Linked DNA regions of Mus musculus: regions 2, 3 and 4 are each linked to region 1. A link is a contact called in ENCODE Hi-C or POLR2A ChIA-PET data. All regions are on one chromosome and are shown on one strand. Each heading gives the region's core, a stretch centred on a gene start or an enhancer-like site at or near the end of the contact. The rest is flanking DNA. Distances are from core to core; before and after follow the strand shown. Region 1 holds the start of Fbxo11 (F-box protein 11). Region 2 has its middle 19 kb from the start of Ppp1r21. Region 3 holds the start of Ppp1r21 (protein phosphatase 1, regulatory subunit 21). Region 4 holds the start of Foxn2 (forkhead box N2).

The links. A loop is a pair of places that touch in the nucleus more often than their neighbours do. ChIA-PET counts read pairs that join two places held with the same protein, here RNA polymerase II (POLR2A).
Region 2: a map of heart shows a loop between it and region 1 (2.4-fold over the local background). The contact joins the enhancer-like site here to the promoter of Fbxo11 in region 1. A Hi-C loop is called at or near these places in 5 of 37 maps with a recorded cell type or tissue (heart and left cerebral cortex). POLR2A ChIA-PET finds 5 or more read pairs at or near these places in 1 of 5 experiments (embryonic stem cell).
Region 3: a map of left cerebral cortex shows a loop between it and region 1 (6-fold over the local background). The contact joins the promoter of Ppp1r21 here to the promoter of Fbxo11 in region 1. A Hi-C loop is called at or near these places in 5 of 37 maps with a recorded cell type or tissue (heart and left cerebral cortex). POLR2A ChIA-PET finds 5 or more read pairs at or near these places in 1 of 5 experiments (Patski).
Region 4: a map of left cerebral cortex shows a loop between it and region 1 (7-fold over the local background). The contact joins the promoter of Foxn2 here to the promoter of Fbxo11 in region 1. A Hi-C loop is called at or near these places in 10 of 37 maps with a recorded cell type or tissue (heart, left cerebral cortex and v-Abl transformed pro-B cells). POLR2A ChIA-PET finds 5 or more read pairs at or near these places in 1 of 5 experiments (Patski).

Annotation. Positions count from the first base shown.
Region 1 is chr17:88,064,478-88,068,131 of GRCm38, forward strand. It overlaps Fbxo11 (F-box protein 11), which reads right to left and starts at 1,568. Exons shown (of 23, transcript NM_001081034.3): 1 at 532-1,568. The coding sequence starts at 775. It overlaps Gm45950 (a long non-coding RNA gene), which reads left to right and starts at 1,648. Exons shown (of 2, transcript XR_385899.1): 1 at 1,648-2,090.
Region 2 is chr17:88,509,559-88,513,313 of GRCm38, forward strand. No RefSeq gene overlaps it. Among named protein-coding and RNA genes, the nearest start is that of Ppp1r21, 19 kb to the right of the region's middle. Within about 2 kb of position 1,600, at least 2 of the 3 ENCODE cell types and tissues checked have a DNase peak (open chromatin) inside an H3K27ac peak, as active enhancers do; they include heart, where a contact is called at or near this core.
Region 3 is chr17:88,528,290-88,532,550 of GRCm38, forward strand. Ppp1r21 (protein phosphatase 1, regulatory subunit 21) reads left to right here and starts at 1,835. Exons shown (of 22, transcript NM_028658.4): 1 at 1,835-2,029. The coding sequence starts at 1,973.
Region 4 is chr17:88,438,738-88,442,770 of GRCm38, forward strand. It overlaps Foxn2 (forkhead box N2), which reads left to right and starts at 1,967. Exons shown (of 6, transcript NM_180974.5): 1 at 1,967-2,147.

The DNA.
Region 1 (3,654 bases), core at 318-2,817:
CCTGGAAGGGGGCACGCAAGTTCCCCAGCCAGCGCGGCGGACCACTCCGGCGCTCCTCTCCCCCTCCTCCAGGGCAAGGGGGAGCCCACAGAGAAGGGGAAAACAAGTTCCCCGGCCAGCCTCACCGCCCCACGCAGCCAGCCGTCCCCCCACCTACCACGAGAAAGGGGGAGCCCAGATCGAGCCAGGCGCAGAAAGGGGGGAAATCCCACCCTCCTGCCCGCCCCCGGCCGCGAACAGACTCCCGTGGGGTGGGCGAGCCAGCCGGGAAGCCCCAAGGAGGGGTGGGGACGGAGGGTGCCAGCCCCGAAACCAAACAAAGCGCGGCCTGAGCCGCAGCCCGGGCGGATCGCGCAGCCGCGGCTTTTCCTGCCGGCCAGGCCCGGCCGGGCCGGGCCCAGGCGAACACTGCGGCACGGTGGGACCCGCCTCCGCTCGGCCTCCGTCTCCCACCCCGGGCGCGCCGCCGCCGCCGCCGCCGCCCCCGCCCGGCCTCCCGCCCGCCCAGCCAGGCCCCGAGCGCGGCCTTACCCCTCTCGCCGGCGTTGTTCCGATCCTGAGGCGGCGGCGGAGGCGGCGGGGGCGGCGGCGGGGGCTGCTGCTGCGGCGGCGGCGGGGGCTGCTGCTGCGGCGGCTGCTGGGGCGGCTGCGGCGGCGGCTGTTGCTGAGGCGGCTGCGGCGGCGGCTGCTGCGGGGGCTGCTGCTGCTGCTGTTGCACCGGGCGCGGCCGCGACACTCGCCTGGGTCTCCGGTTGGCGGCTCGGACGGAGTTCATTTGCCGGGCTGAGGTGGCGGCGTTGGCGGAGGGACACACACACTCACGCGCACACGCACCGCGAGCTCCGGGGCCGGGGAGGAAGGGGGTGGGGAGCGGGAAGGAGCGGGGCGGCCGGGGACGCGGGGACCGGGGGGCCACCGGGCGTGAGCTTCCCCCGGCTCCGCGGGGAGGCTGGGGGCACCACCGGAGCTTGAGCGAGGCCCGCCGGCCGGGCCTGGCGCACGGGCAAGGCCGAGGCCGCCGGGCGGGGCGGCCGCGAGGGACGCAGACAGAGAGACGGGCCGGGCAAGAGAAAGAAAGAAAGGGCGTCCGTCCGCCTGGGGAGCCCGAGGCGAAGCGCGGCGGCGGCCGAGCAGACGAGCCGGGCCCGCCGACTCCCGAGCGGCGTCTCCGGCAGCGGCGGCGGCGGGGGGAGTGGGCGGACGGGCGATCTCGGAGAGGGCGAGCCGAGCGGGGCGGGAGCGCGCGGGGGGCGCCCGGCTCCTCCGTTCCTCGTCCTCCCCCCACACCCCCTGAAAGAGCGCCCTGCGAGGAATTTTCTCTTTCTTCGGCCTCTTCTCTCTCCTCCGCCCCCCCCACCCCCACCCTCGGCGAAGGGGAAATGAGTGTAAAAGGGAGGAGATAGGGGCAAAAGAGGCGTCGTCGTTCCTCCTCCTTAAAGGAACCTTCCCTCCTCAGCCCCAGCGCCGCCGCCGCCGCTGCCGCTGCTGCTGCTGCCGCTGCTGCTGCTGCTGCTGCTCCGTGGCAGGAGGAGCCATTGACACCGCCGGAGCCTCTCCGCTCAAGCCCTGTCGGTCCCTCCCCGCCGCGGGGCTGGCCGGGGGGCGCGGGGGGAGGGCCGCGAGCCGGCGGGGGAGGGGCGGGGGCGGGGACAGAGGGGGCGTGGATTCCGGCGGGGCCTGACCAATGGGAAGCGCCCGTACGGTGTCGGAGCCAATGGAGCCTCCTCTCTTATCGCGGAGCCCCCTTCCTCCAACACCCTGTTTCCTCTCTCGGGTTTCCTCCTTCCCCGACGGAGGAGGAGGAGGAGGAAAGAGGAAAGGGGGGAGTGTGGCAGGGCGGGTGATAATGGGGAGGTATCAGGGCATATAATGGAGCCGGGGGTGGGCGAAGGAGCGGCAGTACGTAGCGAAGGTTCTAGGATAGGAGGTGCTCTGAAGGAAGGGCGGGGGCTGCTGATGCAATTGGGAGAAGTGATTAATCCTGCCTTTTGCCGGTTCAGCCTCCCTCCACCCCAACCTTCACCTGGTTCTCTTAAACGCCACAAGGAGTGAGGGACTCCGTCTTGGGTAACTCCGGATTTCTGGGCTCGGTAGGTTCAAGCTCTCAGCTGTAGGGAGCGCTCCAGGCTCTGTGCGTTTTTAGTCCAGCTGAAGGGATTTATTTGCAAACCTTAAGAAATCTTGTTTCGGCTCTGCTGAGAACTTAAGAGAGAGTCTGGAGTCGGTTCCAGCTTTTGTCGCCCAAACTTTCAGAATGTTTTAGATCTTTAACCAAGTTAGTTTGCTTTAGGCTTTTTTTTTGGGGGGGGGGGGGGGGCAAGTGGTCTACATGGTGTTCCGGAAGAAGTAAAATAAAACGGGTGGAGGTTGTGATGGATTATATTGGTTTTGTTTTAGGTCCCACGAAGTCAAGAAAGATAAACCCCCGAGAGGAATAATCTTTTGTATCTGTGTCTGGTCCCCTTAGCACAATCTCTCCCCAAGGAAAATGTGTTTCTATTCCCTGGCCGCCGTTATGAAGACTGAAAATGTACTCCGCTCACTATTCCTTATTGCATAGCTAGTGGTTTATCTCTGGATTCCCTCATTTCGGAGCTGTCAGTGATTTTCTACTTGAATTTCATTGATTGCTTTCTAGGCTTAAGATAGATAAAACATTACAAAGCTTCAGAAAGGGAGGGAGAAAAGTGAATTCTAAGGGACGCACAGGAGAGGTAAGTCTACGGTATTGTGCTATGTGTAAATTACAGATTTTTTTCTTTTTTTCTTTTTTTCTTTTTCTTTTTTTTTTTCTTTTTTCTTTCTTGGTTTTTTGAGACAGAATTTCTCTGTGTAGTCCTGGCTGTCCTGGAACTCATTCTGTAGATCAGGCTGGCCTCTAACTCAGAAATCCGCCTGCCTCTGCCTCCCACGTGCTGGGATTAAAGGCATTCGCCACCACTGTTGGCAAATCACCCTTCTAGATGTCAGACATCTCCTGCCATTTAAATAATAACCTATCATATGATGTACAATTGCTGGGTTTTTTTTTTTCTTTTTTGGTCATGTGATTTTCAAAGACTCACAATCTTTTCAAAACCTGTATGTGAAGACAGCTATTTGAAAAATATCTTGAGGGGCTAGAAAGATGGCTCATCCCTTAAGAGCACTGGCTGTCCTTCCAGAGGTCTCACTTCAGTCCCAGCAACCACATGGTAGCTCCAACTATCTGTAACTCCAATTCTAGGGCATCTGTCCCCCTCTTCTGGCCTCTGCAAGCACCAGGCATGCACTTGGTGTACAGACTTGCATGCAGGCAGAACTCACACATAAACCTTAAGAAATTATTTTATTAAAAAAAATCCAACAATTCGAGTCATGCATGAGTAGCTAAAGCCTATATTCACAGAATTCTGAAGGCTGAAGCAGAAGGGATAGCAAGTTCTAGGCTATCCCGATCTGCGAAACAAGATCCTATCTGACTAAATACATAAACAGTATTAAAAATGTCATGGTTGTTAACTGGGTAAAAATGAGCATTTATGGTTGGATTTAATAAACATTGAGGGAAGAGTTTTAAAAATCTGGAAGTAGCATATTATAATTGTGTCCATAATTCTAATTACATTAAACAGGTGGATTTCTGAGTTTGAGGCCAGCCTGCTGTACAGAGTG
Region 2 (3,755 bases), core at 350-2,849, 450 kb after region 1:
CTCTACACTTCTCTCCACCACGGGAGCGTCTCACTCACTACCCAGCCCCGACTGTGGCTGTATATGAATTCTTCAGTACCTACCTCAGTGCCCAGTGCACATGACAGCCAGAATTTTTTTTATATTATATATTTTTTAAAGATTTATTTATTTATTATATGTAAGTACACTGTAGCTGTCTTCAGACACCCCAGAAGAGGGCGTCAGATTTCGTTATGGATGGTTGTGAGCCACCATGTGGTTGCTGGGATTTGAACTCCAGACCTTTTGGAAGAGCAGTCGGGTACTCTTACCCACTGAGCCATCTCGTCAGCCCGACAGCCAGAATTTAATTATCACAGTCCTCGTGATAGCACCGTTTGGATGGCCCGGAGTGGGCAGGGATCAGGAGATTTGGAGAATGTGGGACAAAAGATGGTGGTCTTCTGTAGTCTCAGCTTTGAACATGACAGGTATATTCTCTCTCTCTCTCTCTCTCTCTCTCTCTCTCTCTCTCTCTCTCTCTCTCTCTCCTTCCCTCCCTCTCTCTCCTCTCTTTCTGGATAGGGCTAACCTAGAACCCACCCCCTAAGTAAACAAGGCTGTCTTGGAACTCACAGAGAGCCACCTGTCTCTGCCTCCCCAGTGCTGGGATTGAAGGCGTGACTACAGAAAGCACCAGAAAGGGGAAAAAAAAAAAAGTATCCTTTGTCGTGCTCCTCCCAATCTCTCTCATCAGCTGTCATTCCTGTCTTTGCGAAGCCTTCCTCTCCCTTGCTCCCCAGGCCTGTTTTGTACACAGAGGCAGTGCCTCAGTGATGAGGGGCTTTCAGAAGGTTTCTTGTTCTCAAATACTTTCTTACATCCCAGCGCTGCGATCCTTGGGGTCTGTTTGCACAGTCTCAGGGGAGAAAATGACAGACGTGGAGGATATTTTTAATTTTCAAATGGCTTTATGGGGGTTCAGTGCTTGCCTGGCATAATGATCCCAGCACTCAGGGAGGCCGGAGTTATAAGTCACCCTTAGATTTTCTTAGAGATCCAGGCTAGCTGGGCAAATGAGTGTGTATCAAAAAAGCAAACAAGTCGTTATGTCCCTTAGAGTTTAGTGAGAGTCAGAAGTGTGGGGATGTATGACTGTAGTTAAAGCTTAGACAGAATTGCTGGGAGTCCGCAAAGCACCCTTAACCTGAACTCACAGGGTTTGGGAGAGAGCGTTGGATGTAGCTGCTTCATAGAGAAAACCGGGCAGCCGTCGGTGGAGTGGGGGTGCGGGCAAGGGGTTAGAATCCACACTGACTGAATTGTACGGATCTGGGGGACAGCGGTCAGACTGAGACAGGCCTTCAGCACCCCGTATTTCCAAGGGCTTTCTTGAACAGGTTGGAAATAGCCCAGGCAAATCGCATTGAGAAGGGTGCTTCAACTCTCACCCTCTCCTCCAGCCCCTTGTCCTAGTCTAAAAGCCTTGCTTGTGTTTCTGAAGGTGGCCCGGAACTCGCTGGGTTCCAGGAAGAAAAGGCCGAGGGGGCTGCAGCGTCTGGTCTGTGACCCCTTACTGCTTTGGGTCTGTTCATCCCAGCCACAGGTGCTCCCCGCCCCCAACGCTGCCCAGGCCGCCCAGGACAAAGGAAGGGTTGTGCCTGCATAAGAGGGCTATTTGCCTCCTTGCCCAGCCATCACGTGAGGACAAAGGGTCCACACCCTAACTCAGCTGAAAGAGTGCAAAGTGTCCCAACACGCCCTGCAAAAGGACTTACTGATTTTCCAGTTAAGAATTTGCCTAACCTGTTCTGTTCAAACAGGCTAATTGTTTCCTGAAAAAGATGAAGTCACTAGAGAGACGTGCCTAAACAATTGCTACCAGTGGTCATGGGCGTGCCTCAGATTGGTAACCAGTTTCAGGACTGTCACCTCAAGTGGCTGCAAATTTGGTGATGGCGCGCTCCCTGGTGGCAAAATGAGGTTATACCAGGCAGAAAACAGCTTGAGAAAGCCAATGGAACGGAGACCTTGAAAATAGGGAAGAGGGGCGATAGGTTTGTGGGACGTTTGTGGTTTTCTTTCTTTCTTTCTTTCTTTCTTTCTTTCTTTCTTTCTTTCTTTCTTTCTTTCTTTCTTTCTTTCTTTCTTTCTTTCTTTCTTTCTTTCCTTCCTTCCTTCCTTCCTTCCTTCCTTCTTTCTTTCTTTCTTTCTTTCTTTCTTTCTTTTTTTTTTTGGTTTTTCGAGACAGGGTTTCTCTGTATACTCCTGGCTGTCCTGGAACTCACTTTGTAGACCAGGCTGGCCTCGAACTCAGAAATCTGCCTGCCTCTGCCTCCCGAGTTCTGGGATTAAAGGCGTGTGCCACCACGCCCGGCTTGTGGTTATTTCTTAATAAATATCTGTTGGCTGGGCTGGGGCATTGAGTGGTTAGTGGGTGGACCGGTGGTTCATGCCTGCCATCCCATCCAGCTCTTGGACCATGGAGTGAGGAGTCGTCAAGGCTAATCTTGGCTTTTACAGCAAATTCTAGACCAGCCTGGGACTCAAAACCGACCAACAAAAAAATGAAATATAACCCACCAGGTGTGTGGATTTTAATAATAAAAGTGAACAATCTGCCCAAAGCCGAAGCAGAGAAGGGGTCTCTAGTCTGATCGACATTACTGCGACTGAGTCTCCTGTATTCCGAAGACTTTTTTTTTTTTTTGGCTGTGAAATTTTTAGAATAGACACTAGAGAAAAGTGAAAATAACTATTAGGCCCGTGTGTCAGAACATGGAGTTTGGCACACCCCAGTTTTTGCCACTCCCCTTACTCCCGTTTCCTTCTTCCCTGCACAAATGTAACCCATGTGAGTATTATGTTGCTTTACCTTAAGGCTGTGGGATACGTTGTTGGAATGGAGGGGCTTTTCTAGCACACTTCGCCACATCTAGTATACACTAGAGTGGTCTACTGGGGTTGCACTCTGCTCACCTTGGGATTTTCTTCAAAATGTTTCTCAATTGTTTGTGGGTCCCAGAAGTCCACACAGCACTGTGTTGCTCTGTCTCTTAGTTCTGTGCCCTGCCTCTCTCTCTCTCTCTCTCTCTCTCTCTCTCTCTCTCTCTCTCTCTCTCTCTCCTTTTCTCTTTCACCCATCCTTCCCTCCCTCAAATAACACTCCCCTACATACACTGAAACACCCAGCTAGGGTTTGCAGGCTAGCTCAGCAGGTAAAGCCACTTGCTGCCAAGCCTGCTAACCTGAGTTCCATCACCGGAGGGCCACATGGTGGGAGGAGAGAACAAACTCGGGCAAGATGTCCTCTGACCTCCACATGAGTGCCTATAGGACACACACATGCTTATCCCCACACATAGACACATAGATAAATAATTGCTATACATTTTTATAAACAAACGCGTAGTCGTTCCACACACGGTTGGATGAATTTTGACAAGTGTGCTGCAACTGATCCTCTTTCTTCCCAGGCTAAAGAACATGTCCATGACCGCACAGAGTGGCCCCTATGACACTCAGTGAACACTGTTCTTGGTTCTTTTGCTGGGTGTCTTGCCTGCTCTAAATCCCATATTAAGAAGGTCATTGCAGAATGCTGTGTGCTGCTTTTCATACTCTACATGATGCTTTGAGTTTCCCCCACACCGTGGTTCATTCTTTTCTGTGGCTACATTGTATCCTATCCATAGATATCCACTGCTTGGCAGTTAGACTGCTTCCAGGTGGAACTGCTATAAATCAAAATGCTCTGTCTTTTCATGTGTCTGTCTTTGTGTGCATGTGTGTGT
Region 3 (4,261 bases), core at 585-3,084, 460 kb after region 1:
ATTTCCTTCTTTTTCTGCTAGAGGCACCGAACAACCAGTGTTCTAGTTGTCTCTGTGTTTTTACTACATATTCATGTGTTTAAGAATAATGTTGGGCCGGGCAGTGGTGGCACACGCCTTTGATCCCAGCACTTGGGAGGCAGAAGCAGGCAGATTTCTGAGTTCGAGGCCAGCCTGGTCTACAAAGTGAGTTCCAGGACAGCCAGGGCTACACAGAGAAACCCTGTCTCAGAAAAAAAAGAAAAAGAAAAAGAAAAAAACCAGATGGCTCAGTAGGTAAGAGCACTGATCCTAAGGTCCTGAGTTCAAATCCCAGCAACCACATGGTGGCTCACAACCATCTGTAATGAGATCTGGTGCCCTCTTCTGGTGCTTCTGAAGTCAGCTACAGTGTACTTACATATAATAATAAATAAATCTTTGGGCCTGAGCAAGCAGGGACTGAGTGAGCCAGGCCAGCTGGAGTGAGCAGAGGTCCTAAAAATTCAATTTGCAACAACCACAAGAAGGCTCACAACCATCTGTACAGCTACAGTGTACTCATATACATTAAATAAAATAAAAATCGGAATAATGTTACTTCACATATTATGGAGATTATACACACACACACACACACACACACACAGTACATACTGTGTGTGTGTAGTCCAGACTGCTCTCAAACTTGACTTCCTCATGCCTCAGCCTCCCAAATGCTAGGACTGCTGGTATGACTAAACATGTCTGGCTACTTCCACTTCATAATTTTTAAGATTATTTATAGTATATTACAATTCACTATTTTTTTTTTAAAGACAGAGTTTCACTGGCTGGCCTGAAACTTAATATGTAAACCAGTAGAGATCCATTTGCCTGTCTGCCTTCTAAGTACTGAGATTAAAGGTTTATACAGCTGCACCCAGTGCAATTGACTTATTTAGCATAATGTTCATATGTATGTGTTTGTGTACAAATGTAGTTCATTAGTTTCAACTGTCATATTATGTCTCAAGAAACACATATCTTTCTTCATTCATATTATTCTAACAAGAAATACTTCAATGCTATACCTACATTAATCCTCAACAGAACTGTCAAAAATATTTTAAATGAAAAGGAGCAGTTTTTCATCATAAGGTATCTCAAGATATCTAGTCTAGCCGTTTTTTTTTTAAAAACAAAACAAAACATTAATGGTCTTTACATCTCAATGCGTGGTAGAAATTTTCAGAAACTGTATGTTCTTTTACGGCTTAAAATGTTCTGATAGATGAATAAGGGTCAGGGGCGGGCATGTGGCATTTGAGTAGAGAAAGGTCAATGACAAAACACAGAAGACAATGAAGGTTTTCTGATCTGAGAAGGGGAGAAGGGCAAACGGTATAAATATGTGCTAGGTTGGACGGTTTACAGTGTAGCACAAGTCTGGGTATCCAGATAATGAATGAGAAGGCGGAAAACAAGCTTCCAAGAAGCAAGCGACTGACGCTAGGCGGTTGCTATGGCGACTAGGGGACTGGGTAGCCAGAATTCTTGATGTTCTTAGAATGCTTCTCCTTGCATCCTCTGTCTCTCCCTTCGGTGTTCCATCCATTCCGTAGGCACTCATTCTCCTCCCGCTTGATTCTGGCTCGCCCGGAAACGGGTCGCCATCTTCCCGCCTCTTCCAACATGGCGTCTAGGGTCTCAGGAGGGGCAAAAGCACCGCACAGGCGGGTCCGTCGGGCCGCACATGCGCGAACCGGAGCACCAGAGGGCGGGGCGGTGATGTCAAGACGTCGCCCCGCCCCCGGTGGTCGCCCCGCCTCTGGTCCCGCTCCTCCTCCCTCCCGCCTGGAAACCCGGAAGTGGAGGAGGAGGAGGCGCGGCGGCGGCGGCGGTGCTGCAGAAGCTGGCTGAGCCCTGCCCGGGAGGAGCAAGTGTGGGGTTGGGGGCGGGGGGCGGGGCTCGGCAGCCCGGGCGGCCAGGCCTGGACGGGGCGGGGGAGGCCATGGCCTCCGCAGAGTTGCAGGGGAAGTACCAGAAGCTGGCTCAGGAGTACTCGAAGGTACCCATCGTGGGTGGGGGAGACAGGGGTTTCTGGCCCGGAGGCCTCAGCTGGCCGTGGCAGCGATTTGGGATGGTGGGGGGGATGCAGAGGGCTCCTCCTCTCCTCTCCACCTCCTGCTTCCACCATTACGATGCCTCCACCTGCAGCTCCATGGAGATAGGGCCGGGCGGTGTCTGGGTCCGTGTGCGTCTCTGCAGAAAGGAGCTGGAGTTTGAGTCTTCCTTCTCGCTGGACCAGCAGGCTTAGAAATGGAATGACAGAAATCCAAGGCACAGCTCTTGGTGCTAGCCTGAGGGGAAGGGAGGAATGAGGGACCACCCTATGCTCTCTGCTTTCTCAGTTCGCCCGATGATGGGGAAATCACCATCTCCTTTTCGCGAGGAGATGCTTTTAAAGTTAAAACGACTTATTTGCCACCACATCAGTTTGGGAGCGTAAACGGCCTCATTGGGATGGGTGCTTTGGAATACAGATGTTGTCGCCACTGATTTTGACAGCTTGGGTGGTGGGGCTGATGTCTTTTTCTCTTGCACCTTCCTTCCGTGGAATGGGGCAGTGCACACCGCAGGTTCTCCTTAAATACAGAATTATGCAAAACAGGGACCCGGCCTTCTGAAGTGTCAGTCTTTCAAATGGTGAAACCTTTTTCTTGGACAAGGGTGGTGCAGTTTCTGGGTAGGGTTTTCTGCCTGAAGAATATTCTAATGAAGTTATTAAAGCAGAATCTCACGCCTTTGAAAAGGATTCGGTAGTCGTGTTTAATTTCCAATTATCTTGGCATTCACAGAAGCAATGAAAAGATTTCGCCCTTTTTCTAATTTGAAAAAAAAAAAAACCCAAGTGTACGACATCCCCCTTTATGATTTTATTAAGCTTGTATTTGGGAAGGTAAAGTGAAATATAAAGAAATGATACTGGCACCTAAGCGTGCACCCTTAAGTCCTCAGCATCAGATGGGAGCCTTGATGGCATTCAGCTTATCACTCACCTTGTCCACTCCCTTTGTAGTTCCGTCTGAAATCCTCGTAGACTTCTGTGGCTCAGCGCCTGAGATAGTGCATTGTCTTTTGGGGGAGGATTCCCTTGTTTGGAACAGTTCCATATAACGAAGGAGGGTGGGTGGAGGATGGCAGTGCCCAAATTTGCCACTACTATTTTTGGTTGAAAATGTTTCATGCATATAAAGTAAGGGGCCCGATTTCCATCTCTGGAGGGTAAATAACTTTGAAAGTTTGGTTCCAAATGGCCAGTGAGTAGAGTTCCAGAAGGGCTCAGAGCAGTGGCCGTGTTGCGGGAATAATTATATCACCTCCTAAAGTAATGAAAGGCATGGAAAGGTTTTATTCTTTTGGGTATGTTAATGTGTTCAACAAACTCATGTTATATGTGCACCCCGCAAGCAGTGTGCCAGGCTCAGTTGAGAAAGCCGGAGTTCAAGCTGCACAATCACCTTTAATAGACCCTTAAATTAGCGTGGCCTGCAATTATGATACAGTGTAGCAAGTGATGGTCAGCGCAGCTCAGAGGAGAGGTCACTGGGGAAGGGGGAGTTCCTTACACTAGGGAGTAGGGAAGGGGATGAAGAGAGTGGTAGCTTTCCATGTAACTCGGTTAGCCTATGCTGGCTGTCCTGAAAACATCTTAAGATACATGGCAGGCAGAGTGTGGTGAAGGGAGAGTGGGCTAGATCATGAGGGCTGTGGATTTCAGATAAGATGTGTGCAATGGGAAGGTCAAAGAAACCCAACCATCCATCTGTCCATCCACCCGTCTGTCCGTCCATCCGTCTATCTATCCATCTATTTATTAGTGTGTGTGTGTGTGTGTGTGTGTGTGTGTCTCTGTCTGTGTCTGTGTGTGTGTGTGTGTGTGTGTGTGTGTGTGTGTGGGTGGGGTGGGGTGGGGTGATGGTGATGGCGAGGAGGAGGAGACAGCTTTTGGGGGTTGATCTTCTTCTTCTTCTTCTTCTTCTTCTTCTTCTTCTTCTTCTTCTTCTTCTTCTTCTTCTTCGGGGTTGATCATCATCATCATCTTCTTCTTCTTCTTCTTCTTCTTCTTCTTCTTCTTCTTCTTCTTCTTCTTCTCCTCCTCCTCCTCCTCCTCCTCCTCCTCCTCCTCCTCCTTCTCCTTCCTTCCTTCCTTCCTTCCTTCCTTCCCTCCTTCTTCTCCTTCTTCTCCTTCTCCTTCTTCTTCCTCCTCCTCCTCTTCCTCCTCCTCCTCTTTCTCCTC
Region 4 (4,033 bases), core at 717-3,216, 370 kb after region 1:
GTTTCTTAAAAGCCAACTTTTCTTGCTCTTCCTTTCCTTCTCGTGCTCTTTCTTCTGTATCTTCTTTAATTTGTCTACATGAGTGGGGGGCAACAGTGATGCTATGTAAGGAGATTTGCAGTAGATGTTGCTCCTCCGCTGAAGCACATCTTACATTTGCCCTGAGATTTCGTACTCTGAAGAAAACTGGGATTCTCCGGGACTTTGAAAAGAAAACAAACAAACAAAACAAAATGAAATAGAACTGGTAGGCGAGCTTACATGGATCATACGAATAATGTTGTTTGTGGAATGAGGGAATCAAATATTTCTGGCTTTGTTCTTGTACATCGGGGTGCCTACAATTCCTCTGCATCTCTGCCATATTCACAGCTCATCTACTTTACTGCGAGCAGATAGCCTGCTTCAGTCATTTTATATGCAAAGACATTGAATAGTCAACATCCCCTCATCAGGAACCAAATGAAGCTTTGTTGAGCAAGCAGACGGGCAATGTCTCCGTTTTAGAGACCCTTTCTCTTAATCCATTTATATCTGTGTGAAACAGGTATCAGTAGCATGGTTTTTAAAGAACTGGGTATAGAAATTGAAAGGTTTAATTTCCAGGTTCATAATGATAACAGTAAACTCAAACTATAGTTTTCTTTTAGAAATTCAATGGAATAGTCCTCTCTCTCTCTCTCTCCCTATGTAGATGGCCTTAAACATTTGAGTCTCCTATGTCCTCCTTCCAAGTTCCAGGATTACAGGAATGAGGCACTATACCCTGCTTTCCTTTTGAGACAGACTTCTTTTTTTTTTTTTTTTTTTTTTTTTTTCTGAGGCAGGGTTTCTCTGTGTAGCCCTGGCTGTCCTGGAACTCACTCTGTAGACCAGGCTGGCCTCGAACTCAGAAATCCGCCTGCCTCTGCCTCCCGAGTGCTGGGATGAAAGGCGCGCGCCACCACCGCGCAGCTGAGACAGAAACTTCTTATGAAGGCCAGGGTGACCTCTAAATCTTGGCACTCCTCCAGCCTCACCCTACCCAGTACTGATACATAAACCTTCACTGCCAAGGGCAGTTTGATAGGCTACTTCTAGGCTTCAGTTTCCTTCTATGTAAAGGGAATTCCTGAAATTGTAGAGTTGGCAGATTCACTAAAACATGAAGCAACCAGAAAGTATACCCCGAAGGGAATGTCCTTAACATTAAAAATTATTCTACATTTGTCTGCAATTCAGAATTAACTGGCCACTCCCGTTTTATCTAGCAGCACTGTACCCGCAATACAGTGTAGGCAATACGTGTACAATGCATATTAAGTCCTTATTACTGTACACAGCAATTAGTGAGAGCTCTGTACATTTTTGTTGTTGCTGTGTTGCCTTTTATTACTGGTTTTTAATTTGGGAGACAGAGTCTCAGAAAATCTTTAGTAAAATTTGGATCTGATTCCAAAGCCCCATTTCCCCTCTAAAATCTGCTCTGCATAGAGTTTCCACGGCACTTCAGTCAGAAGAAGGTAGCGTTGTTCTCAAGAAAGCTTCCCGGTCCCCACACTTTCAAAGCCAAGGGGCTGTTCGGGCCGTCGCGGCAGCCCCAGCACACGCGTCGCGGGCGGACACTCGCGCGTCCCGCGCCAGCTCGTCCACTCAGCAGCCGCGCCGCGCCTCGGTCGCCCTCCCATAGGTCCTTCCGGGCGACAGGCGAGGGCTTTTCATTTTCCCGCCTGCACGCCCAGCTCCGTAAACCTCAGCGTCCCCTCGCTTTGCCTTCCGAGCCCGCTCCACCCTTCCGGACGCCACCTTCCCCCCCACCCGCCTGCAGGACGACAGCTCGGAGGGGCGGCCGCCGCCCTGGTAGGAGGCGGGACGAGGCAAGGGCGGGCTGCGGGAGGCGGGACGGAAGGAGGGGCGGGGCCAAGCGCCTTGGCGCCGCGTTGTCATGGCAGCGGGGCGGGGAGGAGGGGAGGAAGCGAGCAGGCGGGAGGGGTGGGGGGGGGGGGGATGTGGTGCTGCGGCGGCCGCCACCGCAGCTGCCACTGCCTGCTCGCGCCTGGGTGTCCCGGAGGCGGCTGCTGGGAGCCACGGGAGCAGCTGCGGTGCTCTGCCATATTGTGTCTGGCCCGGCCCGGCCCTCGCCTCTGGTTCGCGGCGGCTGAGTGACGGTGAGTCCCCGGGGTCGCGCGGCGCGGCGCGGCGCGGAGGCAGCGTGTGCGGCCGGCGCTGGGCGTGGGGGCGCGGAGGCGGCTGTCCCGTGACGCGCCGGGACATTTTTGTGTCCCGGGAAGAATTGGCGCCCCTGCGCGGGGGTGTACCCGGCGCGCGGCTCCGGCAGAGCGTGGGCTGCCCCGGGGGTGTGGAACCGAGGCGAGCACGGGTCCCCGGGAGTGAGGAGTTAGGAGTTTTCTCCCGAGGTAATGACCGTACCGGAGGGGGCGTCGCGCAGTCGGAGCCACAGAGGGCAGAGGACGCCCAGGCGGAAACCTGCGACCCCGGGAGTTGCTGCTCTAAGAGTCCCGGGGAGCCCGCGCCAGCCACGTCGCCGCTCCGGCTCCCATCCGAGCGGGACGCGCGCGGCGTGGAGTCCCAGTCCGGGGCCCGGCCCGGCCCGGGCGGGATGGCTGGGCCCGGAGAAGTAGTGCCCAGGAGGACTCGCGTAAACTTCGGGCGCGGGGCCCCGATGTGGGGTGGCGACCCCAGCCCGGTTCTCGCGGCCGGAGGCGCCCCCAAGCCTGGCTGGCCCGGGCCGGGGGTGGGGTGGGGTGGGGTGGGGGTGGGACTTGGACTGTTTCGGCGTTGCAACATGTGCACTTCCTGTTCGCCATCTCCTTCGGGGCCGAGGTTACTTCTGCCCTCCGGCCCGGCGCTCGGGCCGGGAGGGTGCGCGGTGGTCCGCGGCCTTGAGCTTGGGTGCCGGCCGGCGTGCAGTGCCCGGCAGCCCGAAGCCGAGCCGGGGAGGTTAGGGGCAGGGAGTCCACGTGCTCGGTGCTCGGTCTTGCACTGCAAACTCCGCCCCCGGCTGCCCTCCGGCAAAATGCCTGGGTTCCCACCGCCGCACCTCACGCGAGTTGGGGGTAGCAATTTCATTGGGAAGCCGCGCTCTCGAGATCTTCTTGCACTTGGTTTCTGCTTTAAAGCTTTCCTTTTTCCACCTTTTGGGTGGCGGTGGGAGGAGTCATAAGTGCAGAGAAATGACAGACTTTTTTTTTTTTTCCCCTACTTGCAACTCCGCTGTGAGCGGTTAATTATTTCCAGGTTAGTTGGTGCTCTTTTCTCCTGTCTTCTGATTGTGACAGCCACGTGGCCGGCTGAGTGCAATAGAGTGCTCTAGCGGCCAGAGAGCTTGAGGCTTCTCTCGCAGCAGGGGCTTTGTAATGGTATAGTCTTGGCTTCTGCGCTCTAATAAGAGGAAGTGGAAAAAGCCGAACCGATCACATCTAGTTGTTTCACCTGAATCGTAGAATGGCTTTCCTTTGCAATTCTGGTAAGGTGTCTATTGCCATTTTTGCCATTCGCTGCAACTTTGATGATTCATCTTAAAATTTCAGCAGTGTTAGGTATCTTCAAAGAGCGACAGGGCAATGTCTTTATAAAAAGAGTTCCCCGACTCTTTAGAAAAATCGTTTTAATTTCAAAGCCAATAACGAGCGATTCTAATGAATCTGAAATGATAACATTCTGGCATTATTTCGGGCTTATGAAAAAAACTCATTTGTTTCTTTTTACACAGATTAGCAATGAAATTATCTTTTTAAGGATAAATACTAGTTTTGTATGTAGTCAGATTTGAGCAGAATTCATAGGTGGAAATTATAGTATATAAAAGTGAAAGAGAAAATGATTAAAGTTAAAAAAATAAACTACTGGAGAGTGAAGATTTAGAATGTCTTTACAGTCTAGATCATGCGTCATTTTTTTGATCGGCAATTTTAATTTGTTTCTATGGCATGTTTGTGTTATTACTTAGTTTTACGTTATTGTTAAACCATTAAGAAGGAAACCCCTTACATTTATAGAGTTCTGGAGAAATGGTTCGGACTTCGTTTACTGG